Regions from separate parts of the Mus musculus genome. Here regions 1, 3, 4, 5, 6 and 7 are each linked to region 2. The links are chromatin loops, found by intact Hi-C in ENCODE. Cell type or tissue: left cerebral cortex. All regions are shown on one strand.

Region 1 (4,000 bases), 100 kb after region 2:
GCCTGAGGGATGAAACAGCTTGCTCACTGGCTACATGATGCCAACAATGAGGGCTAGCAAAGCCTGTTACTTGACCTCTCCGAGGAGGCTGGAATCCTAGCCTGGCCTTCTGATAAGGAAGCTAAGGTGAGAGAGAGGGGTCAGCTGGAGTCTACGGTCCTAGCCGCCAACCTTCCTCCACTCTGGGGCCATGCCTCACACTCTGGGGATCCTTCTGTGAGCCGTAGAACTTCCTAACCTGTACATCTAGATGCTGTCATATGGACTGGCTGAACATAGAAGGCTGGCTCCTGCCTGCTTTGTGTGTGTGTGTGTGTGTGTGTGTGTGTGTGTGTGTGTGTGTGTGTCTGTCTGTCTGTCTGTCTGTCTTGCTGGCTTTCCTCTTAGCTACTCTTGATCCTCTGAGGTACTAACCCCAGGCTGCCTTGAGCCATCCCACAAGCCCATCTTACTGCATGGGGACATCATCTCTTCCCATTGCCTAGTGAACGCCTATCTGCCTACAAAGCCTCAACTCGAAATGCTCTGCTCTGTCAGCTAAGTTTGGTTATACATATGCCTTGGGGACATCTGTCCTCTCTCTGCATGTCACAGTACACAACAATGAATGCATGAATGCATGAATGCATGAGACTGTCCATCTCCTAAGTCTCTGGCACTGTTGTCACCAATACAGATATGTGGAAGACTCCTACAGCATCCCTAACTTTTGCAAAGTGCCTGGATCCACAATTAAGAATCAGAGGCCTGGCTACCAATGGTTCCTGGAGACACAAGGGCCTTGGAAGTCCACGCTAGGCCTTTCCTCACCAGGCCTCAGATCCAACATACACCTGATTCAACAACAGTCAACTGCAGCACGGGGCTGCTAGCCTGCTTTCTAACTCGGGAATAGAAAGCTGTTCTTATCAGGGACCGCTACAGCAGGAAGCAGGTGGAGGAGGTATTTTGGGGTTTGGAAGGGGCCCCCCAGAGCCTGTGAAATCACACCAAGTAGGCAGCCACCTACTCTGCCTAAATATATAATGTTGGTCTCAGGCTGCAGAACAAGCTGCCTCCCAGCCAGCCGCCCCCCCCCCCCCCCCGGCAGCATGGTTCTGCATGAGCCTCTGTAGGGCCTCTTGACCAACCAGTGCTGCCCAGTTGCAGCCAGGCTCTTCTGAGGTCTCCAGTGCCATTGCCTGACTCGGAACAGGCACGGGCCGAAGAGCCACAGTGTGCCCACAAGCAGTGAACGTGAAAGAAGCCATCTTTGATGGCGCCTTGGGATCCAGGGCAGAACTTCTGGGGGGTCCTTTGCATGGCCCCCTTTGTCCTGCCTCATTGGATCCTCCTCATAGTTCATGACCTCAAGGATGGTGAGGTGGCCTCTTCCTGAGTTCTAACAGCAAGAAAAAGTGTAAGGTGGTGGAGCCTGAGAGTCACCCAGGAAGGGTATCTCTTCCTGGCTGGCCTCTTCTCCTTCTTGGTACACAGAGGCTGAGGGTGAGGCCCTTCCCAGATTGGGGGTCGAGGTGGTTTTCCCAGAAAGAGTGAGCTTCATAGAATTCTGGAATGGTGTCCCCCACTCCATCTCACCTTGAAGCCTGGAGACTCAGAACAGAGGAGTCTGCTTTAGTGCCCTGTATGGGTTCCCGGTCTCAGGGGCGACCCCTGCTGGAGAAGCATAGGTACTCTGAGTCCAGAGTCCAGCCTACCCTGATGTGGGAGAGCTGTAAAGGAAGGTGTTGTCCTGCCCCTGTCCCCTGTCCCCTGTTCCTGTTCCCTATGCCCACTCTAAGATGTAGGGGGATCCCTATATGAAGGAAGAAGCAGATCCAGCCAGCCAAAGGGGATCTATCTGCCTCAGACAAACCTCTGTAGGTTTGTCTGTCTCATTGGTGAGTTAGGAAAACACTGTCGCCTACAATAGGTACTGGACCACTGTCACTTAGGACAGGTGCCTGCCACCTCCAGTAGCTTCCTCACCCTAAAATCTGAGTGTGCCTGGATTCTGAGTTAGGACAGACCCAAGTCGCAAATTTAAGTGAAAGATTTTTATCTGGGCTGACAATGCTTTTTCTAAGAACCAAAGACCAGCTAACAAAATAATAAGAAGGATAATGAGAACATTAGATGTCTAACATCTACTACTATCCATCTCTGGCCCCCATATGAACACACACAGGCACAGGCACACATGCACTCACATTAACAAAACACGTGCACAGGCATATACAACTTGCAGGTGGATGTGAGGGAAGAGCATGGAGCCCATAAGACTTGAACCCAAAGTTGAGCCCAGGCTCTGGGCCACTCAGGCATCATCTGCTGTGGCTTCCTATTGCCTTGCTTCTGCCACGCCTGCCTTAGAGCAGCAATTCTCGACCTTCCTAATGCTGTGAGTTCATAACTGTAATTTTGCTGCTGTTATGATCGTAATGTAAATTATCTGATTCGATGGATATCTGATATGTGACCCCTGTGAAAGTGTCGTTTGTCCCCTCCCCACAAGATGTCACGACCCACAGGTTGAGAACTGCTGGCTTAGAGACTCATGACCAGACCAGCACGTAATGGGCCTCCTTTCATCAGCCTCTACCTGATTGATCCTCCAAGGCCATCTTGTCTCCATAAAGCTAGGTTGAGCTGATCCTCTCCTCAGCCAGTGTGACAGCCCCTGGGACACCAGACTCCACTCTGCCCTGCTACTCACAGATGTCCACAGTGCAGTCCTCATCCCTTCTAGATGGTCTGTTTCCTGACAGCTGTCAATCATCCATCCACTCACTCATCCAGCTTCATAGGCCAGCACCCACTACCGCAGGTTTCCAGGTGCCCACAGGAGGTCTTGAGGATCTGGTACGTCATCCCTCCTACTGGGCATGTGTATTTCCCCCCACTCCAGGCCCTGCTGTTATTCCTTGTCCAGTTTGGGGGTCCTCCATCTTAGGTGTCAGAAGCCAGTTGACATGCCCAGCAGACCCCAGTAGAAAGCCTAGCATGATCACTTGTTTTTTTTTTAAGACTCCCTGCTGAGTTTCTACTTCTTCCTGAGAGATAGAAATGTTGAAGCAGCTGGGTACCTGGCTGCAGTCAGGTACAGTCCCTGGGTTGATGACCCTGGGGCTCTATGGAGACTTGGAGCACGACTAAAGAATTGGTTAATAGATAAGCCTCAATCAGGAGGTAGATGGCGGTGGGGGTGGGGTGGAGCCAGGGAGGGGGACCTAGGCTCCCAAGGCAGGTAGGTACCCATGTTGGCAATGATCCTGCAGTACCACGCTGGGGAAACGGGATATGTCTAAACGTCATGGCATTACACTGAGGATCCTTGAAGTTCCTGTCTTTTTTCCAATCCCATAACACATGCATAATTCACTTGAACTCCCCTAGCAATGGGGCACTTAATACCCCAAAGGCAGCCAGTGAAGCTTCTAGTCAGCTGGGGCTCTAACTGAACACTATGGCCAATTTTAATAAGTTAACCAATGGATGAGCAGCCTAGAATGGCCTTATTTGGGGTCCCCACTGCCCTTTCTACCTCCATGGAATCTTGCTGGGAAAACGTAGAAGCCTGAGATCTGTGGCTCCCACCCGAGGGGTCGGGGCCAGGGTCACAGACTCCTGAGACACTTCATCCACTTCCTTGCATTCATTCAAACCTGGGACCTTGCTTCACTAGGATCTAAACTTGATACCAAGACCTACCATGTTGTGTGTCCCGGCCCTCAGAGGTGTCCTCCTTATGCCCCATGTAGGTCTGCTTGTGCCCTCCCCGCTCTCTCACCAGGACATCTAGCTCTCTGGGCGTATCTCTGGGCACTACCCAAGTGTCCTCCAGTCTGACTCCAATCAGGCATTCCCACAGAGCCTCTGGCTGTTGCTACACTGTGCTATTCTGACATGCACTCCCCAGACTGCCTGGGAAGCTTCTGGCGCTCAGGTACTGTCCCTGCCCGTATAGGTGGCCCCAGCGCCATTCCAAGAATCACGATTCACCCCACAGCAGGCTGTGTGT
Region 2 (4,000 bases):
CTCCCCTGTAAGCTTCTGAGAGGACCCATTCTGTAACATCCTGGATGGCAAATCTGTAGGACTGTCTGGGCACAGCACCTACTCCGTCACTAGGATGATTATTCAGTGGCAAATGTGGGCTAGCCCCCGCTTCAAAGAAAATCAGGTAGAGATTGGGGCTTGAGTTTGGATGCTTTAATGTAAATGCCTGTATTCTTCCACAATCCAAGGATCACTTCTGGAAGTTCTGTGTAGAACACTAAATCAAATGGCACTTAACGCCAACTCTTTCAGATGTCCTTCACAAATGCCTTAGGGACAGTAGACCCTCCTGCCAAATCTGTAAAAAGACTGAGTAGGACTTTGCTTTGGGCCTGGAAGAGTAGGCAGAAATTAGCTTGAGCCTCTCAGCCCAGGTGAAGTCAGAGCAACTTGGTACAGGTGAGAGAGGCTAGGGTACAGTTGGAGAGATTGGAATACAGGTGAAGAGGTTCAGGTGCAGGTGGAGAGGCTCAGGTGCAGGTGGAGAGGCTCAGGTGCAGGTGGAGAGGCTCAGGTGCAGGTGGAGAGGCTCAGGTGCAGGTGGAGAGGCTCAGGTGCAGGTGGAGAGGCTCAGGTGCAGATGGAGAGGCTCAGGTGCAGGTGGAGAGGCTCAGGTGCAGGTGGAGAGGCTCAGGTGCAGGTGGAGAGGCTCAGATGCAGATGGAGAGGCTCAGATGCAGGTGGAGAGGTTCAAATTCAGGTAAGGGAGACTCAGGTGTTGATAAAGGTGGAGACACACAGGAGCAGGTGGAGCAGGAGGACTCAGGTATAAGTCAAGAGGCTCAATTTACATGAGAGGGGCTCAGGTATGGATGCAAGTGGAGAGGTTCAGGTACATGTGGAAAGACACAAATGCAGGTGCAAGTCGAGAGACCTGGATTCAAGTTAGAGGCTCAGGTGTGGCTGCAGGTGTACAGGCTTCGGGGGTGGGGGTGGGGTGGAAAAACTTGAGCTAGAGCTGAAAGGGCAATTCTGTATTCACTGTACACCTCTGTTCCAATCGCATTAGGAAATGATCAGATGTGTGTTTCTTCAGTTCTCTGTCAATTTAGACACATTCTGAGGTGACCAGTTTCGACAAGCATCAGTGTGGGTAGGGTTAGAATTTCCTTCCACCTGGCCTACTGATTGCCCTTCGATGTCAGCTTGGTTCTCAACAGCCAGTTCCACTCTGAGGCATTCTATGTGAGTTGATCAACTACGTTGAGTGCTTCTAATCCATTTCTTAGGGAAGCCTTGAACCTCTGGCTCCCTACATAGGCTTAGAAGAAGTATGAGCTGGAGGTCAAATCTTTGTCATTCCACAGTGACCTGTTGAGGTGAGGGTGGGAGACAGTTCCTGGCCAGTGGTACGAAAGGCTACCTACTTGTTCCTGGGACTACTTGACCAGACCAAAGCTTCACTGTTTCAAACTCTGAATTCCATTTCCTTTCAAAAGCCCAGCTAAGTTAAACTCCTCCAATTCAGGGCAGCAATTGTGGATCCTGTGGAAATCACTCACCTAACACAGAGTCAGGAACTCTTTGAAACCACTATAGTTATATGGATATATGGCTATATCTATATGGTTATAAATCCCCACCTCTCTCCTTATGAGGAAATACTTGCATTGCTTGTGATATTTGACTGACAGCAGCTCCAGAGGTGTGTCAGAGGGCTCAGGGTCATCACACCTTATATCAAAGCCCAGCTCCGCAGCCTGCCTTGCACAGGTTGCTGGCTGAACCCATATTTATCATTTGAAAAGGTGACAATGACTGTCACCAGAGCAGGCCAGTCTTATTCCTACGCTCTTAACACATCACAGGAGAAAGCTACTATCGTCAAGCCCATTTTAAAAATGAGAGAGCTGAGTCTCAATAAAGCTCATTAGCTAGGTCACTGTCTCATACAAGTTCATAGCAGAGCTCCCCTTGACCCCAAGGTCACTTGACCTCTGGGAGGGACTTCTGCCCATTAGAGAGCAGGAAAGGTTTAATGGTGCTTGGCCATGGAGTGTGCCTAACAAAGACAGTTATGGTCTCTATGCTGCATCTGACACAGAGCTTAGAGCATGTTGCACTGTGTATCTTGCACTAAGTAGGAATTCAATAAAAGGTATGACTCCTGAGACGCCTTGAGAACTTTGAGGACTGTACTGGGCTGGATTTGAAATTGTTGATAAACATTAAGCGCTCCTTACCTTTGTGTAGTAGGAAGCAAGTGAGTAGACACAGCCACGGCCCTGATTCTGTTCAGAAAATGCCTGGCAGAGGATGTAGGGCAGAGAGCCTTGCATCTCCGGCTGCTGCATCCAGCAGGACCACTGGGTGTGACTGGACTGCAGTACCAGATTTCACGGAGAGATGGCGCCCTTCCCTAACAGTTGTAATTCGCTGGCATCTGACCCAAACTGGAGGCACCAATGAATGCCATGCATTAACCAGAGAAACAACTCCAATTGACTTCTTGAGCCAGCAGGGCTCACGCCCAGCACTCGGGCCAGGGTCATCTTGGCTGTTGACGTTTTCTCTGCAAATGAGGACTGAACACAGAGAGACAAGCCCCCGGAAGATGTCATATCCCTCTTGGCAGACCCCAGGAGGCCTGCCTTTGTTCTGACATCTCTTCCTGGTCTATAATTGACCAGGTGGGAAAGAGCGCAGGGGTAGGGGGCTGCGAATAGGCTGGCTTTCCCTGCCCGGGACTGGAACAACTTGGAGGAATGCCTGCAGAAACTGGCTTTCCTCAGCTTAGAGGGCTTGCTTCAAAGTCAAAAGCACTATGAAGTTGTGTTTGCCGGCTGTTCTGTTTTGCTGAGACTTACAAGTCTTGGCACAGATACTGCTGAAGCTTGCCTGGCCCTGATCTGGGTCCCTGCGAGGGACCCCTGTCCATCTAAGCCTACAGCATAGACGCCAGATACTCTAACCCCGCCCCTCCCCGCCCCCCGTGCATGTACCATACCCCACAATCATGGGTGTGGCCCCTCTAGTTCCTCCTGAGCCCTATGCTTCCAGCAGCTCCTGACGGTAGGTTGGCACACTCTCTCTCCTTCATCCTCTACTGTGCACAGCAGGCATACCGCCCCCCTCCAGTCCCTCTCTGTTTAAACCTGCTCCCACAAGCCCAGGGTGTTCCCCCGCTAGGACTTCCAACTGTCCCCTCCTTCTGAGGTAGTTGTCCAAGGTTCCCAGCAGTGTCTCTCACTTTGTAGCTACCTCTTTACTCCTGCGCTGACACTGGAGACTCCACCCAAGCTACTCTTTCCTGCTGGGGCTCAGGAGACACCCCAAACTGACTGGACTTAGTCCACCAGGGAAGGCAAGCCCAGCAGCAGGGGAGGAGACCCTTGACCACAAGCAGGCCGGGCCTGGGCGAGACAAAACCGTGAGGGTGACCGAGAGAGCTGGGCGAGGGGGTGTTCTGTGGATGGGTGCCATGCGAGATTCTTGAGGTTTTATATTTTTTTTTTACGATTTGTGGCGGCGTTTTATCCGTCCTCCTGGGTGACCCTAACTCTTCGGCCGACCGGTTTGCAGACCTCGCTGCCTGCAGCCAGGGGGCGTCGCGGAGCCGGAGCTCGGAGGAAAAATCCACCCATTTCCTGGGCAGATTGCGTCGGCCGCCGCCCGGCCTTGTCCCCGCCCCCCGGCCGCGGCCCCCGCGCACAGCCCGCGCCGCGCTCAGAACCCGGTGGCCCTTCTCGAGAGCGGAGCGCGCGGGGACGCTGCAGCGGCGGGCAGCGCGGGCAGGCAGCGCGCGCCGGGCAGGGCCGCCTGGTCACCTCCCGGCGCCGGGGCGGCGCGGCGATGGCCAGTGCGCACAGGGAGGCAGAGACCGGCGGGCGGCGGCGGGCAGAGGGGGCGCGGGGACGCGGCCGGGCGCCCCTGCCCGCCGTGGTGCCCGCCGCCTGAGGCTGCCCGGGGCGCGGGAGCCGGCGCCGGCGCGGCGCGGGCGCAGGAGGCCACTCGAGGCGCGATGTCGGTGCCGCTGCTG
Region 3 (4,000 bases), 280 kb before region 2:
GGTGGCTGCTAGCTACTGTGTGCCTTCTTCCAGAGTGCAGGAGCTCCTTGGCTACACCAGGGTGGGGAGGCTGTCTGTGGTAGCTGCACTAGGAGGCCCGAGGGCTCCAGGCAACCGCAGCAAGACTGGATTGGGTAGAGCATGAATAGATGTCTGGAATTGTCTTAGTGCTTGCTCAATGATGCCCTTGGTTATGGGCTGATCTCCCAAGACAGCCTTATCCTAGTGAGCAGCATAATCTTTCCTTCATGGGCTGTGTGGATCTGGGTCTTTAGATGGCTGGGCTAGCTTGTTCATGGCATAAGATCTGGCCATTCTCCCCCACAGGGTGGGCGCCATATCTAAAAGAAACTAGCAGGCCATGCATGAAGACGGTCCTGGACTTCCCTGTATACTGCTTTATTGCTCCTATGTCTACCCAGCTAGCACCAGCTGCTTGTAATGGTCTCCTGACTGACACTAAGGCCTGACCCCTGGCCTCACCTTGTGTGTGGAGAACCAGTCCCCACCATTCTTCCACTGAGGACTGAGGTCTCCCCTCTGTTCTCCTCAGCATCCTTCTCTGAGGAGGTACCTGAGATTTCTGGCTCACTCAGAACTAGATAGGGTGGATTGGCCAGGAGCTCTTCTCCTTATCCCCCCATTTCCAGGGCTCCATCTTTACTCCAGGATCCCAAGTCTTCAGCTAGCTCCAGGAGCAGCCCCTGACCAGCTACCCCTATTGCTCCCTCCTATCCTTACTGACCAGAGGCCCTGGGTCCAACCAGTCCACTGCAGACCACAGGATAAATTACATCTCAGAATGCTGGCCCTAGACAAAGGCCATGCATGGGAAGCAGGGTGCGGCTGCCTGGGCTGGACCATGGGATACGGGGCCCCAGGATGGTGTAAGAATACAGCAGCAGGTCAGAGGTACTGCATTCCTTCAGTGAGCAGAACTGTGTCTTCTCTGAGAGGCTGTGGCCATCCTGCCCATATGGTAGTATGTGAGATTCTCTGGGAGAGTCAATTCCATGGCAGCTGCATTTATTAGCTGCCTACTGTATCCCCGCCGTGGACCGGGGCCCTTGGGTGTTGGTGGGAAGAGGGAGGATACCCCATGAGCGGAGCTGCTGGCCCTCCACTGTGGTGGCTTTTCTGAGTGAGATCAGTCAGGAGGCACCAGACCGCACATGCACTTCTCCAGACTACCCGGAAGCTTGGCGTACAGTGTCAGCTCCTGTCGTAGTGAAGAGAGACCTTCTTAAAGGGACTATAAATCCATTGTTATTTTGCTAGGAGAGAGATTAATGTTCAACATAATTCATCTTTTCCAAGTTTTGTCTGAGCTGAGAAAATTTGTTACCATAGTGATTTTAAACATTGAGGAGGGGCATTTTAATGAGCTGGGAGAGATGGGCTGGCTGCCCTCCACCATAGATCATGATGGAGGAAGAGGACTCTCTCATGTGCCATGCGTCTCATCCTTTCAGTCAATGACACAGAGTCAGGGTGGGCACAGAGACTGGATAATGACCGCATGGTCCACCCTGAATGCAGACAGTGACCTCCCGGCTGCTGTAGGGTCCGCTCTGGTGTCCACGTCCTACAGGTACAGCGCCCAGCCACTGGCAGGGCTAACTGGGGCCTTCAATTGGGTAGGCACAGCAGTTCTCAGTGCCCATCAACACCAGTGAAGGTGGAGACCTCTGTTTTCCTTCACACCCCTGCCTAGTAGAGGGTGCAGTGTGGCACCCAGGGTGACAAGACAGTGCAGGCTCGCATGTCCCCTTCCAAGAAGCTTCCCGTCTGGAACTTGAAAGCAGGCTAAGCAGGTCCCCCAGTGGAGTCCTTTTTTCCCCAACTACCTCAAGTAGGTGCATGGCCATCATTACCAGCTATCAGAGCAGCCTGAAATTGTCACTCTGAGCCCAGGGGAGCTGGTGATGCCCAGCACACAAACAGGCCCCTGCACACCCAGCCTCTTTGGGCTCCTGACTTGGGCTAGGACACGTGGCTATCCCACATCAGAGTCTGAGGTCCCCTTGACCTTGATGAGAGGTCGTGACCCTATGGGATAGTTCTTCCACTGGCTTCCTATCCCACCATACCCTGTGCCACCCCTGGGATCTGCAGTTTCCCTGTCAGAAGCGACCACAGCCTCCATTAGCTCTCTCTGCCTGTGCCCTATATCAGAAACGGGAGGGAAGAGCAGTTAAGTCGTTATGTCCTGTTTGTGCCCCAACCCCCAGCCCCCAACCCCAGATCTAGGACATCTTGATTTTCCCCAGCATTGTACCTGCAGCCTGCAGTTCCAACAACAGAGGGCACCCTTGGATAGCTTTGCAAGGAAACTGTGACAAAGCCTGCTACAGCAGTGACTAGTGGCCTACTGGGCCAAGTGGCTGACCTTGTTCCAACTCTAAAGGAGAAAATGGAATAGCCAGACACTCCTGCCTCATCCCAGCCCGTAACTCAGACTCCCAGCATCTACAGAGGAAACAGTGTGGCTTGGTGGTACCTCACTACCTGGTGCTTCGTCAGTCTGTTTCTGCCAGTTCCTTGCTGGGTGTTACCCATTGAGGGATCTGAGAGGTGCCCTATCCATGGGTGGGGGAAGGAAGGAATATTTCTAGATCGCATTCCTTCACATTAAGTAACTGTGTGGCTTACATCCTATCAGACCCAGGCAGTTGGTGGCAAAACTTCAATCATAGGAGGATAGTTGACATTTCCATCAGGCTCCATGGGGAGGGGGCAGCCAAGGGCTCACTGAGCTCCAGCTGAGGGTGGGTTTAGGTGCTCTCAGGGCTAGGAGTGAGTTTAGGTACTCAAAAAAGGGGCTTCCTGTTTTGAAAGGCACAGGCTTTCCTGTTCAACATACTAGATATTTGTTTTTCTTAAAATTTTAAATTGGGAGTATTTTTAAAATTTGCTTCTGATTTTTCTTTGATGAGCTTATTGACAAGGAATCCTCAGACCATGTGAGTCAAGACGAGCTCAAGTCTGTCTCCCACTCCTCTCTCCTCCACTCCTCACATCCCTTGTGATCGACACTGGATGAGGCACACAGTATATTTAGCCTTTGATGCAGCTGGAGACTCAAAGGTCCCCCTTAAGCTGCTGAGTCCAGTGGGTCCCTAGTAGGACTCATAAGCAGATGCACAGAGGTGCAGCTCGCAGCCAAGGAGAGGGTGTTGTGGGGTCCTCACCGGAAGGGCCTTCCTAGAGAAACTTGTGTTTTGATTGTGCCTTGAACGGCCAGCTTGAACCCTGGTGGTGGAGGAGGCTGTAGAGGTTTGATCTTAGGGCGGATAAGCTGAAGAGGAGTGCCACCCACAGCAGAGTTTGCCAGATCAGTCTCAGCTTGCCATAGCTGGCCAGGGTCTGGGTTCTCCTATGGCCTTCTCATCCTGTCTTCTGTTCCAGAGTCTGGTTTTCCCGAGGACTTCTCCATCCTGACAACCGTGAAAGCCAAGAAAGGCAGCCAGGCCTTCCTAGTCTCCATTTACAATGAGCAGGGCATCCAGCAGTTGGGGCTGGAGCTGGGCCGCTCCCCTGTCTTCCTCTATGAGGACCACACAGGGAAGCCCGGGCCTGAAGAGTATCCGCTTTTCCCTGGCATCAACTTGTCCGATGGCAAGTAAGTATCCCACTGAGGTAGGGGATGGAGCTGCTGGCCAGATAGAGTGCGGCGGCAGCTAGCCCGATAGTAGATGGTTTATGATGCTCACCTGCAGGGTACCAGGTGGTGGGGCGCTGGACATGGAGTTCAAAGGCTTGGGCTTGTTTCTTCTCTTCTCTAAAACTCTAGGGGACCTTTGCTATTCCCTAGCCCTGCTGTCCTGTAAAATGCACCATGTGTGCCCTGTGCTGGCCCTAGATCAGAAGGGGCAGAGGACATGGCCTTGCTCACCTGTTCCCAAAGGGACTTCCTTTTTGGATTTGGACAGTCTCTGTGTGAGTGAGGGAAAACAAAGACCTATCTTCAGAATTCTGCTGGTGGCATCCCTGGGGACCA
Region 4 (4,000 bases), 210 kb after region 2:
TGCACAATGAGCTCTATAGCCAGAATGAGGCCACAGGGCGGGGCCCTGCCTGGTGAAGCACAGGTACCAGGAGAGGCCATCAGACAAGGATGAAACAAAAAAGGGACATGGGGTCCTGCAAACCCTCCAGATAGACCATGGCATGCCTTGAAGGCCAAGTCAGGTCTCAGAGTGCCTGAAGCCATGAGTTCCTAGGGCAGGATGGAGGGGCCAGGCACTTGATATTTGCTGAGTCCTCATACTGACTGTGTGGAGAGGGTTGGAGGGCCAAGATAGACTCGTGAGTGTGTGTGTGTGTGTGTGTGTGTGTTGTGTGTGTATGAGTGTCTGTATGTGTGTCTGCGTGTGTGTGCATCTGTGTATGTATGTATGTTTGTGTGTGTATGTCTATGTATGTGTCTGTTTGTGTGTCTGTGTCTGTGTTTCTGTGTGTATGTCTGTGTGTGTGTTTGTGTGTGTGTCTGTGTGTGTATATGTTTGTGTGTGCCTGTGTGTGCATGTGTGTATATGTGTGTATGTATGTGTGTTTGTGTGTGTGTGTCTGTGTATATGCATCTGTGTGTGTCTGTCTGTGTATATGTGTGTGTGTGTATGTGTGCATTTGTGTGTATGTCTGTGTCTATGTACTTGTGTCTGTGTATGTGTCTGTTTGTGAGTGTGTGTGCATATGCACATATATGCACATGTGTGATGTGTCTCTCAGTCTCTCTGTGTCACCCTTTCCCATCCCTCCCTCTCTTACTTAGTCAAGGCCCTCCTGACCTCTCCAGACCTGAGTCTTATGTCAGGAAAAGCTGTGAACAGCCACAGGGTGATGGAGACTCCTGCTCTAGGCCTGTCCTGTAGGTGTGCCCTCATCCTGGCCTACCCTGACCTGTCTCAGGAGGACCCCACTGCCTGCCTTACCCACATTGCTCCATCTACCCCTCCAAGCTGCAGGTTATCTCCTGCCTTTCCTGCACCCTTGAAATTCACATGTCCTTCCTGCCTTAAGATGGCAGACTCCATATGGAGACCCTTGTCCACCTCTCTGGCCCATCCACCTTCACTGAGCCCCTTCTGGCCTGGATCTCATGAGACTACTCTCAGCCCCATCAGAGCTGACCCTCAGGCTGCCCCTTGGCTGAGGGACCAGCCAAGTACAGTGAGACATGCAAGGTGACCGCCACACCTCCCAAACAGCCCCCAAATGGTACAACCCATAATGACCAGAAAGCTTTCCAACTAAGGTGGAACTTTACTACAGGACAGTGGAGAGGCCAGGACACCAGACCAGAGGCTGAAGAACCCACCAAAGGCACTCAGTGAATAGCACTGAACTGGACCTCTGTCTCCAGGTTGCAGGCCCCTGCTCTGTGCCCAGTGGTTGCCCAATACATATCCGTGCCCACCCCAAGCTGCAGCAGGAGAAGTACCCAGGCCCCACACAGGCTGAGGCCTGTGAAGCTCCTTATTCCTCTGACACGGACAGCACTGCAGTCCCAGAGCTCTGCAACCTGCCTCCCTAAGTCACCAGCCACCAGTCAATAACTAGCTAGACACCAGCTACTTGGCACTAACCATTATAGATAAGCTCACAGCACCCCCTGGTGGATGGCTGCAGGCTGACAAGCACTTTCTGTCCATCCTGGCACCACCCCTCCAGCCATCCTGGGGCCCAGAGGCAAAAAGGCATGAGGCTGAAAATGGAAACCTGGTGCTGTCCCTAAGGAAAAGTGAAAAGAAGAAAGACACCTGCCTAACAGACAGTCGGAAGCCTCCTGGCTGTGAGGGTCCCTGTCTCTAACATGGTGGAGCTCAAGACCCAGAGTTCACCTTTCACAAACTGTCTGTGTTTTTCTTTGTGCTAAGGCTTTTCTGGGGCAGCCAGTGCTACTTTGGAGAGATCCACACACTGGGCTCTTGTCTGAGCTTCCCTCCTCAGCTAGGCAGGACAGAGGACCAGCAGAGTCACTCTCCTGAAACTGCCCAGAGCTTCAGAGGCCTGAGAAGAGGTTGCAGTAGCCAAACTGATGAGCTAGAGGCAGCTGGGACTGACTTAGGCAGCCGAGAGTTGGATACAACCTGGGATGGGGGAGGAGGAGAAGGGAGGCAGGGACTCTAGAGGGAAGTGAATCCCTCCATCTTGGCGAGTTGGAGCCAGGAGCCAGGGTTGCAGTCCCAGGAGCAAGATCCGAGAGGAGATAGGAGTCTAGTCTCTCTAAGCTGGGGGAGGGGGGCAATGGCCAATGCAGGAACTCTGCAGAGCTCTGTGATTGTGGGGCCACTGAAGTTACCAGTTCACAAGGCCACAGGAAGGCACAGGATGTGCCAGGCTAGGCTGTGGGTATAACCTGGGGAGAGTCCAGCCAGGAGGAGGGAGCAGAGATGGTATGGAGCAGGAAGGGCAGAAGGAACAAGATGGAGCCTTGGTGTTAGGTCCACAGCCAAGGGACCAGGATATCACTTAGCAGAGCCATCTTTGTGACGTAACAGCAGCCTGAAGCACCTGGCCTGCCTCAGTTTTCCTCCAGGATCTTTGCCTGTTCAGAGCAGAACCCAGTGAGTGACAACAGCCTGGCTTTGGCCGGCAGCCTCAGAGGACAGGTGACCCTTGCAGTGACCCCCCCCCCCTGAAACAAGACTTCCACTTCTGGAGCAGAGGTCTGGGAACAAGTTCTGCCCCTGGTCATCAGGGACAGAGTTGAGACACACACCCCTTCTCTCACCACAGCATCAAGAGCTGCTCACAAGTAGGCTGTGGAGTGGGAAGCAGAATGTTCAGGAAGACAAGGTGTACCCCCAACCTACTGAACCCCAGGAGCACCCATGAGAACCACAGAGAGCCTCGCTGTCCTTGGGGAGACTCGACAACCAACTTTGCAGGGCAGATTGGAATGGTCTTTGCAAAGCTGATTCTCTAGGTGTGCCTGTCCTATAACACTATACCTAGCACTTCCAGAAAGCGAAAGGAGCCCAGAAAACTCATTCTACTAATGTAGTTCTGGAACCAGGGTATCTACAACACTGGCCAACGGGAAACTTATTATGTTGTTTGTTTGCAGTTGGTTTTTTTTTCCTTCTAACAGCTTGGAACCAAGCACAGACATCTAAACAACCATCTTTATTCCAACCAGCCTCCCTTCCCACATTCTGGAGTATATGACCAGTGGCTACCTCGGAACCTGGACACCTCCCTTCCTTTACCAGAGTCGGATAATGGAAGCCAGGGAACCTCAGTGGGTGCAGGTTTTAAGAAGCCATATCGGAACAAAGAACAGGGAGGGACAGAGAGAGAGAGAGAGAGAGAGAGAGAGAGAGAGAGAGAGAGATCCTGTGCTCATCCCAGAGCCTACCCTGCTAGGCTCCCAAGGGCTGGTGGGATGACTGACTGGTTGTTTTTAAGTATTTGAGAAATCAAAGGAAGCACGCTGCTGCCCCCTGCTGGTCATTCTCCTCCCTGTGCCCAGTGGCACCAGCATTCCTGCAAGGCCTGTTCCTGGAGCCTGCTGGGAAGGCCTGGATCCACTGGGACCAGGTTTACCAAAACGCCAGAAGTAGGACAAGGACCACAGTGAGGTGAGACAATGATCTCACGTACAGGGTGGGCACAGGAGAAGCTAAAGAGTCACCAGGATAAAAAAAAAAAAAAATAGGTAATACACCTGTTTACAAGTGAGACTCTCACTGGGCCTGGTAGTGCAGGCCTATAATCTCAGATACTCAAGGTGGGGCAGTTGGATCACAAATTTTGGTCCTGCTTGGACTACAGAAGGAGTTGAAAGCCAGCTTTGGGATTTTCTGTTTCAAATTAAAAAGTTAAACCTGAGCCTAGCTCAGTGGTAGAGTGTTCGCCTCTCATGAACAAGGCCCTGGGCTCAGCCCTAGAGCTGAGAAGGAAAAGCCAGCCTGGAGATAAAACTAAGCTGCAAGAGCACTTGCCAAGCATGCATAAAATGTACGGGCCTTAAGCTCCATCCCAGTACCACATATACAGCCGTAGCGGTGCAAGCCTGTAACC
Region 5 (4,000 bases), 430 kb before region 2:
ACCTCACTAAGTGCAGATCAATCACACACACACACACACACACACACACACACACACACACACACACACACACACCTACCAGGTCTCCTAGCAACCATTTCCTAGACCCTCAAGGCCCAGATGAGTTCACCTATGCTGCCCCAGACTCAGGAGGCCAAGGTCCTGCCTGGGAATGACCTTAGAGGACAGCAGAGCCCCTGCTTGCTCCTTGATGGTGTGCAGGGCTGAAGAGTGGGAGAGGCGGGTGCTGAACAGAATAACTTCAGCAGACCTTCTATCCTTGTGTCCTAGAGTACCAGTCCTTCAGCATGGTTGGAAGTGTGCTTGAAAACATTGACAGCCCCTTGCTGTCTCTGGCCCCCAGAGCCCCAGTGGGGACAATCAGATGACTAGGTTAAGTGCACATCCAGAGAAGGGAGCTTATGGTTTTGTGGGCTTAACTAGCTGTCTGTGCTGGGCCAGAGCAGAACTGTGTGGCAGTTAGCCAGGGCCTCAGGCAATGGGAGACGTTTGTCTCCAGGCACTGCTTCTCCATATATTCATCTGTTTACCCAGCCATGTAGCCATGCATACCTCCATCTACCCACCCACCCACTCATGCATTCACTACTCATCTGCCCATCTCATCTACTCAACCATCTATCCATCCATCCATCCATCCATCCATCCATCCATCCATCTGCCCATCCACTCATCTGCTCTACCACCCGTCTGTCCATCCATCCATCCATCCATCCATCCATCCATCCATCCATCCATCATCTATATGCATCTACCCATCTACCACCCATTTATCTGTCCCTCCATTTATCCCAGTTCCCCATCTGTCCATCTATCCACCTATCCTCCACCCGTCTACCCATCTGTCCACCTGTCCAATGGTCCATCCCCCATCTGCCCATCCATCCATCCATTTATCACTCAGAAAATACCTTTGGAGATGTGTGGTTAGGCCATGTGCGTGATTCCAGGCAAACGCAGAGTTTTTGTTCAACAGAAAACTCACATGAACCAAATATGCATCTGAAAATTGAAAACTTCCTGCTAGCCACATTAAAATCAGGTGAAGTGAATTTCATATTTTATTTAACCCAGTATGTGAAAGTTTCCATTTCCACATGAATTCAATATGAGCCATAAATAAGGGACTTTTACTTGAATGTTGATCCTGGTCCTCAAGACCTGGTGTATACCTTCCCGTGCCAGCACATCTCCCTTGGGCCCTGCCACAGGTCATGTGCTTAGACCCACTCTATTGTCCGATTAGGGTCTGGAGTGTTCTCCCAGGCCGCATCCTGGCGGCAGGTACAGGCTGAGTGGGCCACTATAGTGAAGTGACCGTACCAGTGGGCAAGGGGACTGGTAAGTCTTCCCAGGTGATGTGGCAATTGAGCTTCAAAGACAAAACAGGGCAAAGAACACCTTCAATGTCATTTCTGGCTATGTCTCCAGAAGATCACCAACAGCCAGAAGGAATCAGGTGTGTTCAGTGGCCCTCACACCAGGCGCTGCGAAGAAACCATGAAGTGAAGTCTTCTGTCACAGCCAAGCTCCGCGCCCCTACTGTGCACGTGGAGCCAGGAGACCCTGTTCTGCACCTCTCCTGGCTGCATCTGGGAGACCCGATGGCCTGCCTTTGGCTGCCTCTGCCCTGCCTGGGCCATCTGGGCAGAGCAGAAACTCACTCTTCCTCCTGCAGGTGGCGCCCTAGAGACCCTGCAGAGCCAGTTGTCCACTGTGATTGGAGAAGGTCCAGTCCTTCCTTTCTGCACTTTGGAGGGGGCTGTGGCTCTTCTAACTGGGTCCAACTACTGTTTCCTAAGCGTTTCTGAGATCACCAAGGCTGCGCTCAACCACTGTGTTATGCTTGGGAAGCTTCCAGAAACTTTTCCCATGTGGCTCAGACACAGAGGGAATTCCTGGAACCCGTCTGTAAGGAGGTTTCTGCTCTGACAATCTTCCTCAAGTCTAACTGAAATCCCTCTTGCTGTTGGTTCAATGCCCTCTTCTTGTGGGGCTGGCTCCCCAGCAGGAACCAGGCAAGTGTTGGTACCTAATGGAGCCCTCCTCCATAATAGCGCTCCCTCAGTTGGGAGGAGCACTGCTTGCCTCCTTCCGGGGCTGAGGTGGCCCATCCCCACCTGCCTGGGGGTCCCAGGAGGGAACAAGTGAGACCCCACAGATATGGTAACACAAGTCTAAGACCTTCTTAAGGGAAGGAAAGAAATTGTGGTCCTTCTCAGGAGGGGCCACACCTATTGCAGCCATGCCAGCCTTGGATCCTGGAAGCTTCCTGGGGGTGGGAGGAGTGTGCAGTGGGAGACCAGTTGGATCTAGGTTTTGTCCTAGGTGGTCTTGGGCCCTGGGCATGTGATGGCCTCTGTCATGACAACCCTACCTTCCTCCTACAGAAGGTCAAATTTTCTCCAGGTTTTACCATCTGTCTCTCCTGCTGCCCCCACAGGGCTCACAGGAGATAAGGTGATGGCCTCCCTGCCCACCTTGCCCTGGGGAGACTATCTAGTCAAGGGTTAACCTGGCAGGCTTGGTTTGGCCACACCCTGCACAGTTTCCAAAGGCATGGCTCTGACCCAACTCCTGGTAGGTGACCTCTGACCTCAGCCCACTTGGAGAGTCTGGCCTGACAGTGTCTGTGTTTGCCTGACCGTCTCGGGTCACCTCAGTGGTCCTTGCTGACAGTGTGATTTATGGTGGGGCCTTGAGCCATGCTAGGTCACTTGATCTCAGCAGAGCTGAGACCGCAATTTTCTTACATGGTGCTCAGGCAGCCCACTTCCAGTAACAACCCCCTCCCCAGTGTGGAGGCCCCATAGGCTCACCTGGCTCACTCACACACATTCAGGAGACCGTGCAGACAACACGCCTTCTCTGGATGGGAACCTGTGACAGTATAGGCCTGGCTTCTCCTGGGCTCTGTCCTCTCTGCTGGTGTCTGCATGCATCCTGTCCCTAAGCAAGCCCCAAGCGTTAGGAGAGCTGCCGGGAGCTCCAAGGCTCTCAACACATCCCTGGATCTGAGGTGGCCTTGGAGACCCAAAGCTTCAGGACTAGCATTTCAGTTGAGTGGTTGGGAGGGCAGGAGACAGGGAGGTGTCGTGGGTCATTCTGTAATAGCCTGGGGCTCATAGGTCTTGCCTTACAGTTTATTGATTCCTTTCCTAGCTTGCTGACCCCTTGATGGCCTCAACTCCCTCTCTCTCTGACTACTTGGGTCAGCACTCCAGGGCAGGAATATACTGGGTAGGGCCAGCATCTCTTAAGATAGCATTGAGGCTTAGTGTTTTGTGGGGCAGTAGAAGCTGGCCACTGCTCCCAGAAAGGCTTCCTTGACATCCAGGAATGGTGGAACATAGCATGTGCCCCTGTGGACAGCTCTCCCATAGTGCCTGTGGCCTAGTAGTTCCAGGTCCAGCCCTGAGCCTTGGGCATAGCTCTTCAGTAAGGGATGCCTGTCCCTGTGTGCTCCTGTGTGGCCCTGTGTGGCCCTTGCTTGCTTTGGAGCCTCTGATGATTGTCCTGCAAAGCTGTAGAGTCCATCCCCTCTTTCCTCTGCTCCAGTGTCTACCTGACCAGGGACTGTGTCTGTCTCCAGGTGGTCTCATCCAGGTGAGGTGAACCCAGCTGCCAGCTCAGACGAAGACTGATCTCAATGAAAGCTCTAGCCACCGCCTTCATAGCATGGAGACCCTAGCTACATGTGTAGTTGGCCCGATGCCAGGTCAGTCTGAACGTGGGCCTGATCTCGACCACAGTGCCTTGGTCTCTACTCAGCCACAGTCTGGCTGAGGCCTCCCCATCTGAGCCAGAGGCAGTGTGAACCCCTCAGCCCCTCAGCCATGTCCTCAGGATCCTAGGCATGGGGTGAAGAAGACATGGACTTTGAAGGGTGTCTGATGTGCCTGATTCTTTGAGTATGGCCACTCCCCCGCCCGCCAGGCCTGTAGACGTGGCTGCCCCCACACTGCCACGTCGCTACTTC
Region 6 (4,000 bases), 220 kb before region 2:
TGGAGGGTGGGGAGCTCACAACCTCCGTGTTCAGAGACTGTCTGGAATCCCTCCAAACATGGTACCCGCGTCTAGACTTGAACCCAAATGGCCCTGTTTCTGTGCCTCAGAAACCCTGACATCCTAGTTTCAAGAGTGACCTCTCGAAGATGGCAGCCTTAGGCAGGTCAGGTTCCTCCTGAAGCTTGCTTTTCCTGACACTGTGCCTACTGAAGGCTGGGAGGGAGATAACTGAGCAGCAGCGCTGATTATAGGAGCTCTACGTGTGTTTATCTTACAAATTTCTGTCTCCTACCCCAAGCCTTTGGCAGCTCCTATACATGGCTAATTGCGTAAGGCTTCCTCTGCAAGCTGAAAGGTGTTTACTTTAAAATGTTTATGGAGAATGCTCTTATCTATCGATCTGGTTCAAATTCACTCAGAACATGAGCAATCCAGTTAAGACTTGGAAGCAGAGAGGGAAGCAAGCATTAAGACAGTTTTCACAAGAGCAAGAGATAGTACTGCCCCGTGTGCTCTTGAGAACTGACGTGGTGTTGGCCACCTCATGAGTGCCAGGCTCACGGGCACAGCAGAGGTAGGTGTGGGAGCTGTCACCATTAGGGTAGAGAGATCTGATTATTTCCTACCCAGGCTTCTTCCAAGATGGGGTTCTCTCATGGCCTGTCTGCTATAAGAAAAATCCCACAATCTAGGGTTTTGTAATAGAGACTGGAAGTTCAAGGTCAAGGTGCAAGCAGATCATCATTTGGTTAGGGTCGCTTTCTCCTTCACAGCCTGGCTCTTCTCACTGCAGCCTCATAAGGTGGAAAGAGCAGACAGCCTCTCTCACCCCGCTCCCCTACTTCCCACCAAGAGTTGAACTCGGGGCTTGCCCACATCCCCTGGGCACTCTACCACCAAACTAAATAACCCCCTTATTTTTAATCGTTGTTTTGAGGAAGAATCTCACTAAGTTGCCTAGGTGTCTGGTCTTAAACTCATGCTCCTTCTGCTGCAGGGTCATGAGCAGTTGGGTTTGCAGGTCTGTGTCAGCTTCAGGGTCATGAGCAGTTGGGTTTGCAGGTCTGTGTCAGCTTCAGGGTCATGAGCATTGAGTTTGCAGGTCTGTGTCAGCTTCAGGGTCATGAGCAGTTGGGTTTGCAGGTCTGTGTCAGCAGGCCTGAACCTGAGAGATCATCTCTGCTGGGTTCTTCTGTTTATGTTTCTCTCCACCACAGAGATGCCTGGAAGAGTGTGGTGGGTGGGGCTCTAGGTCTCTCCTATGGAGACTTCTAGATATCCAGAAGGCATCTCAGGCAAAAAACAGTGCCCAGAAACCATTGGTTCCAAGGCAGCTGTCCAGACAGGGCACATTGTACCTTCCTGAATCTGTTGGACCACAGATGTTCTTCAACTCCTGTTACTTAGGTGCATGTGGCAAGCCTTGCTCACGGACTCTGTGTAGACATGTCATGATATCTCCATGTCTGCTCTACGCTCCTCTTCATTTTTCAGTTTGCTGCCCAACATTGACTCAGGTTTGAGCAAGCACAGAGCAGACTCCCTAGAGTCAGCACTCCTTCCTTAGAGCCATTCCATCCATGGCTGCTTTCAAGGGCCAGGATCCTAATGGGCTGGGCACCTATGCTGTCAACCCACATCCATTTATTTGGTGTTGGGATGAGTGAGCAAGAGCTGCTCTGACCCAGCTGCTATCCAGATCCATCCTGTTCAGCAGCTGTCCTCTTGCCCCTCCATTCTTCATTCTAAGCTGTGCATCATGGGATACTGAGTAAGGATGTTGTCAACCATGGGCTTGTCTCTTGATGCTCCAAGCCCTCCTTCCTTCCAGTGGTTGAGATCTCAGGGTACCTGTCCACCTGGCTTATAGCTCCTACCTTCCTGTGTCAAAGCTCAGATCTCAGCCCTGACTCCTGGGTCTGTATGTCTCCATTCCAAAGAGCTTCTTTCTAAAGCTCTTCCCAGCCCCAACCTCGGAACTACCAAGCCTATGTGGATCTCTGGCCAGCAGAGGGCAGCTGGTGGCACCTGGGTCTAGAAGGTGGCTCAGGCCCAGGCTGCAGCCTCAATCATGAAGAAACTGAGCCTTGTGACTCCTCTGCGGTCCTAGGCAGAGGTGGCTTGAGGCAACTCCTGGAGTCAACAGTGAGTCCATGTAGGTAAATGTCACCCCTCTCAGGAGCCCAAGGTCAGAAGGCATGGGCGGTTAAGCTGTGGCTCCATCTGTTACTAGGTTTTATGACTTCGCCTCTGACAACAGAGGGACTGGGACCATTGATAATAGAAGAAAGGGGGCCTGCTGTGTGTCCTTAGAGCTGTGTCTAACAGGGATTCCATGTCCACCCTGGGCTGAGGCCAGCCATACTCATTGTGACATTAGTTGGTGCAATACCATGTCACCTTTCAATGATAATGCAGAATTAACACAAACAGCCAGTGCACAGCATTTTTCTACTGGATGTCCAGTATGCACAGGGCACTGCCCTGAGGACTTTCAGATCACCCTTTTTCAAACAGTAGAGATAGGCTAGAGTCCTTGTCAATCCACTTCCAGATAAGAAAACAGGCATGCAGAAGTCTGGGACATCTTCAGAGGCCACAGAAAGGGTCAGGATCTTAACTCGCCGGCCTGCATTGAGTTTTTCCTAGCTGCAGGATTGGGGGACTCTTCCTAGAACAGGCAGGCATGCTAGCCTGGGAAACTGTTGGCAGGGCTTTGGGCCGTTAGAAAGGCAATATCAGGCCTTTGAGTAATTTGGGCAGGGGAAAGTATGGATGTTTGTGCAGAGGCCAGGGTAGGAGTTAAGGACAGTGGGGGCCTCACATGAGCTCCTGTCAATCAATGAGAGAACAGGAAGTACCCCTCCCTCCAGAGATGGAGGTATGTTGGATGAGGACTCATCTAAGGCTGGTCCATACTGCCTGTGGGAGCTGTTCCCTCTTGGGCTGTGCGTGTTTGTGATCACTCTCTATTCTTGCTTGCACAGGGGGCAGATGGCATCCGAGGTCTGAAGGGCACCAAGGGGGAGAAGGTAAGAATCTATCCCCTTGAGGGTGGGCTGTCTCAGTGTGGTACAGGACTCAATGGGGTTGCCTCCGAATGTGGAGGGGAATTGATGCCGTCCTGGTCCTAAAGGAGACTGGGGATCATGACACTGTCAGCATCTCCTGGGCTGGCCCAGAGCATCTACCTAGGAGGCCCTAGGGTGGCCACATGGCTGTATCCACATACCTTCGTCCCCCAAGTCTCTCCCTGCGGGTCCTTTGCAGGCAACAGTCCTCATGGTAGTCAGTTCTCACCTGAGAGGCCCAGAATTCCTACACAGAGTCTATCTAGTTTTACAGTCCAGTCTCAGGCTTAGAGCCAAGGCATGTGAAGGCACGTGCAGCCCGGTGACACTTAGCATATAAGCCACAATGTAGAATGTGGTACTGCCTGCCATGTTCAAGGCTGTATATCAGGCCTATGTGGATCATCTTGGTTAATACAAAGCTAAATAATGACACCCTGAATCACATAGTCAGAGTGCCCAGTACCCCTGGCAGAAGAGATATCCCGAGCCTTGTGGAACTGTGCAGCAGCCAGCCACTTCTGTCCCTCCATTTGGTGGTAAGAGGCCTGGCATTTGGATGGGATCCGACCATTTGAGCTCCATCCTATTGGCTGTAACTACTGGGTGTGGTTGCCCTTTGTGTCAGGCTGTGGCATTCCCTGTGGAATCTAAAGGCTATGAGAACAGACCTGACACCCGCATCTGCTTATGCTTGGAAGGTATACATTGCTTCTCACTGGGTACCTGTGGACAGTTTTTTGCCTCCATTACTGACTGATCTGATAGCCTGAAAACTATTCTCTAAAGACTGCTTTAAGGGCTATGGTTGGGGACATCTCAAGGTAGAGCCTGTGTGGTCTACCTTGAACTTCAGGGTGCTAACCACCTGGCCACCCTTTGGGAAGATCAGGCCAAAAGGTCTTCCATTTTCCACTATTTCTAGA
Region 7 (4,000 bases), 75 kb after region 2:
CAAAGTCTTTACAAAGTACATACGACCCCTTCCATAACAATAGGTTCTATTGACTGAGAAAGAATTTTCAAGATCCAAATCTAGGGAGACTGACTGAAGTCAGGAGGAGTGGGGTGTGGCCTGCAGATAGCCCAGGGGTCACCTAGACTCTGCTCCATGTGTAAAGTACACGTGACATCTTCCATAAAGATGGGTTCTATTGACCAAGAGATAATGATCAAGAGAAAGGTCTAGGGTGGAAGAGTCTAAGATAAACATAAAAGTCTAAGGAAACCAGGTATAGCCCTGCGGATCACACAGGACACCAGGCTATTAACCACACCCATTTCCAGCCTTCTGGGCAGAAAACAGGTTATACATCTCTTTCTTTAAAGAGACAACCCTGAGTGTTTAACATTCCTGATTCCCGGGGTGCCTCTGTGAGCACCAGGACCCATGCCCTCTACACAACCCCACAATTCTAGGGTGCTCAAGAGCTTTGGCACCTTCTCAGATATAACAGCTTTTACTTCTGAGTGCTAAGGATGAAGGATTACAAAGGTGTTGTCAAGCTGGTTAAATATAGCTCTGTCTATTAAAAGGTGAAGACTTGGTGAGAAACACAGTGAAGGCTGGAGACAGAGATGGGCCCCTTGCCTCTGGACTCTCTGGCCAAGCCAGCCCTAGCAGACTCTGGTGACCCCCCACCACACCCTGATGCATCTGTGGGTACAGTCGGCTGCCCTTAGACCTCTGCGTCAAGGCAGTGGGGCAACAGGGCGCATCTTTCTAGCATTATTTTGACATGTTTAGATTTTAGAGTGAGGACTGTGGCTTCCCAGAGGAGCAAGGTTTCATGAGCTGCCAGCTAGCACTGTGACGGGAGACACGTGACTCCCACAGAACAGCCACGTGCTTGGACTCCCTCTTCAGCTTTCTTCACGGAGAACTGACCATCTTTGACACGAATGTCCAAGCACCCTGAAGTTGGGGGTGGGGAGGTTGGGGGTGGAGGAGTGGGAGGGGCTGCCCCACAGGAGCACAGATGGGCAGAGAACAGACAGCCCAGAGAGCTGCCAGGAAGGAAGGCCAATGGTCAACAAGACCAGTTGTTCACAGCCTGCACACTCCACACACCTCTCCACTGAGGCGCTTGACCCCTCCTTGCTGACCCACCAGAGAGACCTCTCTGCAAAGTCAGTTCTCCTCCCAGGCCTCTCTTCCCTCCTGCAACATCCCCAACACCTTCCCACCCCACCCCACTTCTGCCTCTTCTTAAAGACCATCCATTGTTGCGTCTCTGGAATCTTCTGGGATCCTTCCAGCCTGACTTGCCCTGACACCCTGTAGGCTTCCCACCCACCCGTGGGCACAGTGACTTCCTACCCTAGTATTTGCTCAGTCGCTGCCCGGCCCCACTCTCCAAACAATAGTTCCTGAAGGCCACTGGGGATGCTAGTCAGTGTTTGCGCAACCAGTTTTGTATAACCTGTCATAAACTCTGAAATTCTCATCTTTCTCAGGGTCTTGGGCTTTAGGGCTAGGGGTTCGGGAGACCAGCAACCACGTCAGGTGCATAGAGCTCCACCCTCTATGTAAATCAGTGTTCTTTTCTCAGAGACAAGTACATGGGCCATCTCTGCATACCATACTCTTTCAGGCCATGGCTAACTTCACATCCTGCCAGCTCTCTGCCTTGCCTCACTCCCTCTGCACTCTGACATCCCGCCATACCTCAACATTCTCCACTACAACAGTCTCCATGGTGCCCCCTGCCGGCTCTGCGCGCTTAGCATCCCCTGCTAGCTCTGCGCATCTTTGACTCCGCCCCACCTCCTCCCCTCTCTATGCTTCCCTGTATGATCTCCCTTTGCCTCCCTCCAGAGGCTTGGGCATCTCTCCTTGGCCTGTCTCTCACTGCCCATCTTTCAGACGCTTCTCCCCACATGGCTTATCACAGCCTGTGCTAAACAACAGCTGTTCAAAAGCCAACTGTGGGGCCCTGTTCTATCCCTCCATCTTTTCCTTTCACACCTCAGACCCCACACCCACCCATACACAATGCCAGCCTCGTATTTCATCTTCTAAAGGAAGCACTCTGACCTTTACGCTGGGGTAGTCCCAGGGGTTGGGCTTTAGGAATAATGACTGTGACTATTTCTTGAGCCCCTGAGAGGCTGAGCCCTAGGCTAAAGGTCTCCCCATGGCCATAAGCACAGTGAGGCTGAAAGGCAGGGCCTGTCCAGGGGTGAAAAGCCAGTGTATGTTCAGTAAGTGGTATAAGGTGGTCCTCAGGAGCTAGATCCACTGTGGCCAGGAGTCCAGAGCTAAGGGAAGGCAAACGTCCTGGAAATCAAAACCGGTGCACCTGCACACCGATATCTCCACCTGTGGCCTATTCCCAGGTCCCCATCACATCCTTCAGGAGGCCCTCAGCATATCCCGCTCACTGTGGGCTCTGCTCAGCTGTGGGGCCACAGCTCTCTTTCCTTGCTGGGAAGGGAAGCCTGAAAGGGTTATGACAGGCAGTCAGGGCCTGGAACGTCCTCTCGAGCTCCACTTAGCTGCCAGCTGCTTATAAATAGAAGGAGGAGATTAAAAAGGAGCAAGCGAAATGGCTCTGAGGAAAGCCATCAGCAGCCCAAATGTGCAGACTAATTCAATTTCCACATCTTCCCCACTCCAAAGTATGCCGGCTCGAGAGCCCCGGGGCCTCCACCAGAGTGGAGGAGAGGAAAGCTACTTGCAGCTGCCTGCCTAGCCCAGTGGCTGCTGGTAAAGTCTCTAGCTCCATCCAAACACTAGCGTCCAGGTTATGGCTGCTTGGAAAACCTCAGGCCTGCTCCCATGTGCAGTCAGATTTCCAAGTCCCACTGTGGAGGAACAGAGGTGAAAAGAAACTAGAATGTGTCCAGGGCTCCAGTGGCTGGTCCTCAGCAGAGTCTTGGGCTCCTGTTGAGTTGGACCTGTGTCTGTGTGCCTTGGGAGCCTCATGGAGACTGCTGTGCTATCAACAGAGTGCCAAGCACCAAGCAGTAGAGCAATGGGTGGTGCTGGCTCGGGATCTCCTTGACATTTCAGCCACACTGACAGCTGAGGCTACCTGAATGTGACAGGAGAGTCCCCCCCACTCCCAGACTCAGTCCTATGGCAATCAGCAGGTGGCCTTCACCACCCAGGCCTATCTGCAGGATGCTTGTGTCTGCATGATTTGACTCTCTCAGATTGTCCTGTAGGGACAAGTATGTAGGGACATTTTCCTGATTAATAATGACTGATGTGGAAGGGCCCAACCCACTGTGGGCAGCACTGCCCCTACACAGGTGATCCTGGGCTGGAGGAAGCAAGCTGAGAATGCTAGTGAGCAGTGCTCCTTCATGATCTCTGCTTCAGTCTCTGCCCGGGGTTCATACCCTAAGTCCCTTTGACATCCCTTGATGACAGACTGTAACCTTAAAGTGAAATTAACCCTTTGCTCCCAGCAGTGTGTTCTTACAGCATTAGGAGGGGAAATGGGGTATGTGCGATGTCTCCCTTGTGAACTGAGGGACAGAGGGAGATGGGGTGTATGCAGGGTAAAGGCTAGTGTTGCTTATTGACCTGACAAGATCTGGCATCTCCAGGGAGACAAGCCTCTTGGCACGCCTGTTAGGAACGACAGTGGGTAAGCCTCTGGCCACACCTATGAGGGATATCCTGACTGGGTTAACTAAGGTAGGAAAATCCCAACATGGGCATCACAGATCCTACATAAAAATGAGACAGAGGCTGAGCATTCATTGCTCTCTGCTTCTTTGTAAAATTACATTTGTGCTTGTGTGTGTGCACTTGTGTAGTGTTGGGGGGCCCTTGTCTGTTCCACCACTGGGCAGGGCCACTTGGGAAGGTGGAACTCGGGAAGTTTGACTGTGCTTATCCCATGCCGCACTGGATGCTGGGCTATGGGAAGTGCTGAGGCATAGCTCTGGGGGGTGGGAATGCACAGCCTGAGACATGGGGAAGCCTGAGTTGGCCTGGGGGG

The links. Hi-C counts contacts between places; a loop is a spot of excess contacts. Peaks named below come from ENCODE experiments on the same cell type or tissue, not always from the same donor. Only the 100,000 strongest peaks of a DNase experiment are listed, where the experiment ranks them.
Region 1: it touches region 2 in a loop (6-fold over the local background); 31 of 42 quality-filtered maps call a loop at or near these places.
Region 3: a loop joins it to region 2, with 4 times the contacts of the local background. A loop is called at or near these places in 8 of 42 quality-filtered maps.
Region 4: a loop joins it to region 2, with 8 times the contacts of the local background. A loop is called at or near these places in 41 of 42 quality-filtered maps.
Region 5: a loop joins it to region 2, with 4 times the contacts of the local background. A loop is called at or near these places in 7 of 42 quality-filtered maps.
Region 6: a loop joins it to region 2, with 4 times the contacts of the local background. A loop is called at or near these places in 4 of 42 quality-filtered maps.
Region 7: a loop joins it to region 2, with 2.0 times the contacts of the local background. A loop is called at or near these places in 12 of 42 quality-filtered maps.

The regions. Positions count from the first base shown.
Region 1 is chr2:28,303,252-28,307,251 of GRCm38, forward strand. No RefSeq gene overlaps it. Among named protein-coding and RNA genes, the nearest start is that of Gm13373, 99 kb to the right of the region's middle. In left cerebral cortex, a CTCF peak has its summit at 1,664 (motif pointing left); DNase peaks (open chromatin) are centred at 121, 940 and 1,636; H3K27ac peaks cover 1,758 bases.
Region 2 is chr2:28,201,968-28,205,967 of GRCm38, forward strand. Olfm1 (olfactomedin 1) reads left to right here and starts at 3,722. Exons shown (of 6, transcript NM_019498.2): 1 at 3,722-4,000. The coding sequence starts at 3,983. In left cerebral cortex, CTCF peaks have their summits at 2,355 and 3,559; DNase peaks (open chromatin) are centred at 23, 2,362, 3,175 and 3,603; H3K4me3 peaks cover 877 bases; H3K27ac peaks cover 1,878 bases.
Region 3 is chr2:27,924,634-27,928,633 of GRCm38, forward strand. It overlaps Col5a1 (collagen, type V, alpha 1), which reads left to right. Exons shown (of 66, transcript NM_015734.2): 3 at 3,409-3,622. Among named protein-coding and RNA genes, the nearest start is that of Col5a1, 40 kb to the left of the region's middle. In left cerebral cortex, a CTCF peak has its summit at 2,313 (motif pointing right); a DNase peak (open chromatin) is centred at 2,317.
Region 4 is chr2:28,416,683-28,420,682 of GRCm38, forward strand. No RefSeq gene overlaps it. Among named protein-coding and RNA genes, the nearest start is that of Gm13373, 14 kb to the left of the region's middle. In left cerebral cortex, CTCF peaks have their summits at 1,593 (motif pointing left) and 3,442 (motif pointing left); DNase peaks (open chromatin) are centred at 20, 1,581 and 3,419.
Region 5 is chr2:27,770,381-27,774,380 of GRCm38, forward strand. No RefSeq gene overlaps it. Among named protein-coding and RNA genes, the nearest start is that of Gm39777, 66 kb to the right of the region's middle. In left cerebral cortex, a CTCF peak has its summit at 1,694 (motif pointing right); a DNase peak (open chromatin) is centred at 1,709.
Region 6 is chr2:27,982,059-27,986,058 of GRCm38, forward strand. It overlaps Col5a1 (collagen, type V, alpha 1), which reads left to right. Exons shown (of 66, transcript NM_015734.2): 28 at 2,991-3,035. Among named protein-coding and RNA genes, the nearest start is that of Gm13372, 49 kb to the right of the region's middle. In left cerebral cortex, a CTCF peak has its summit at 2,007 (motif pointing right); a DNase peak (open chromatin) is centred at 2,017.
Region 7 is chr2:28,276,550-28,280,549 of GRCm38, forward strand. No RefSeq gene overlaps it. Among named protein-coding and RNA genes, the nearest start is that of Olfm1, 73 kb to the left of the region's middle. In left cerebral cortex, a CTCF peak has its summit at 1,761 (motif pointing left); DNase peaks (open chromatin) are centred at 1,765 and 2,595; H3K27ac peaks cover 918 bases.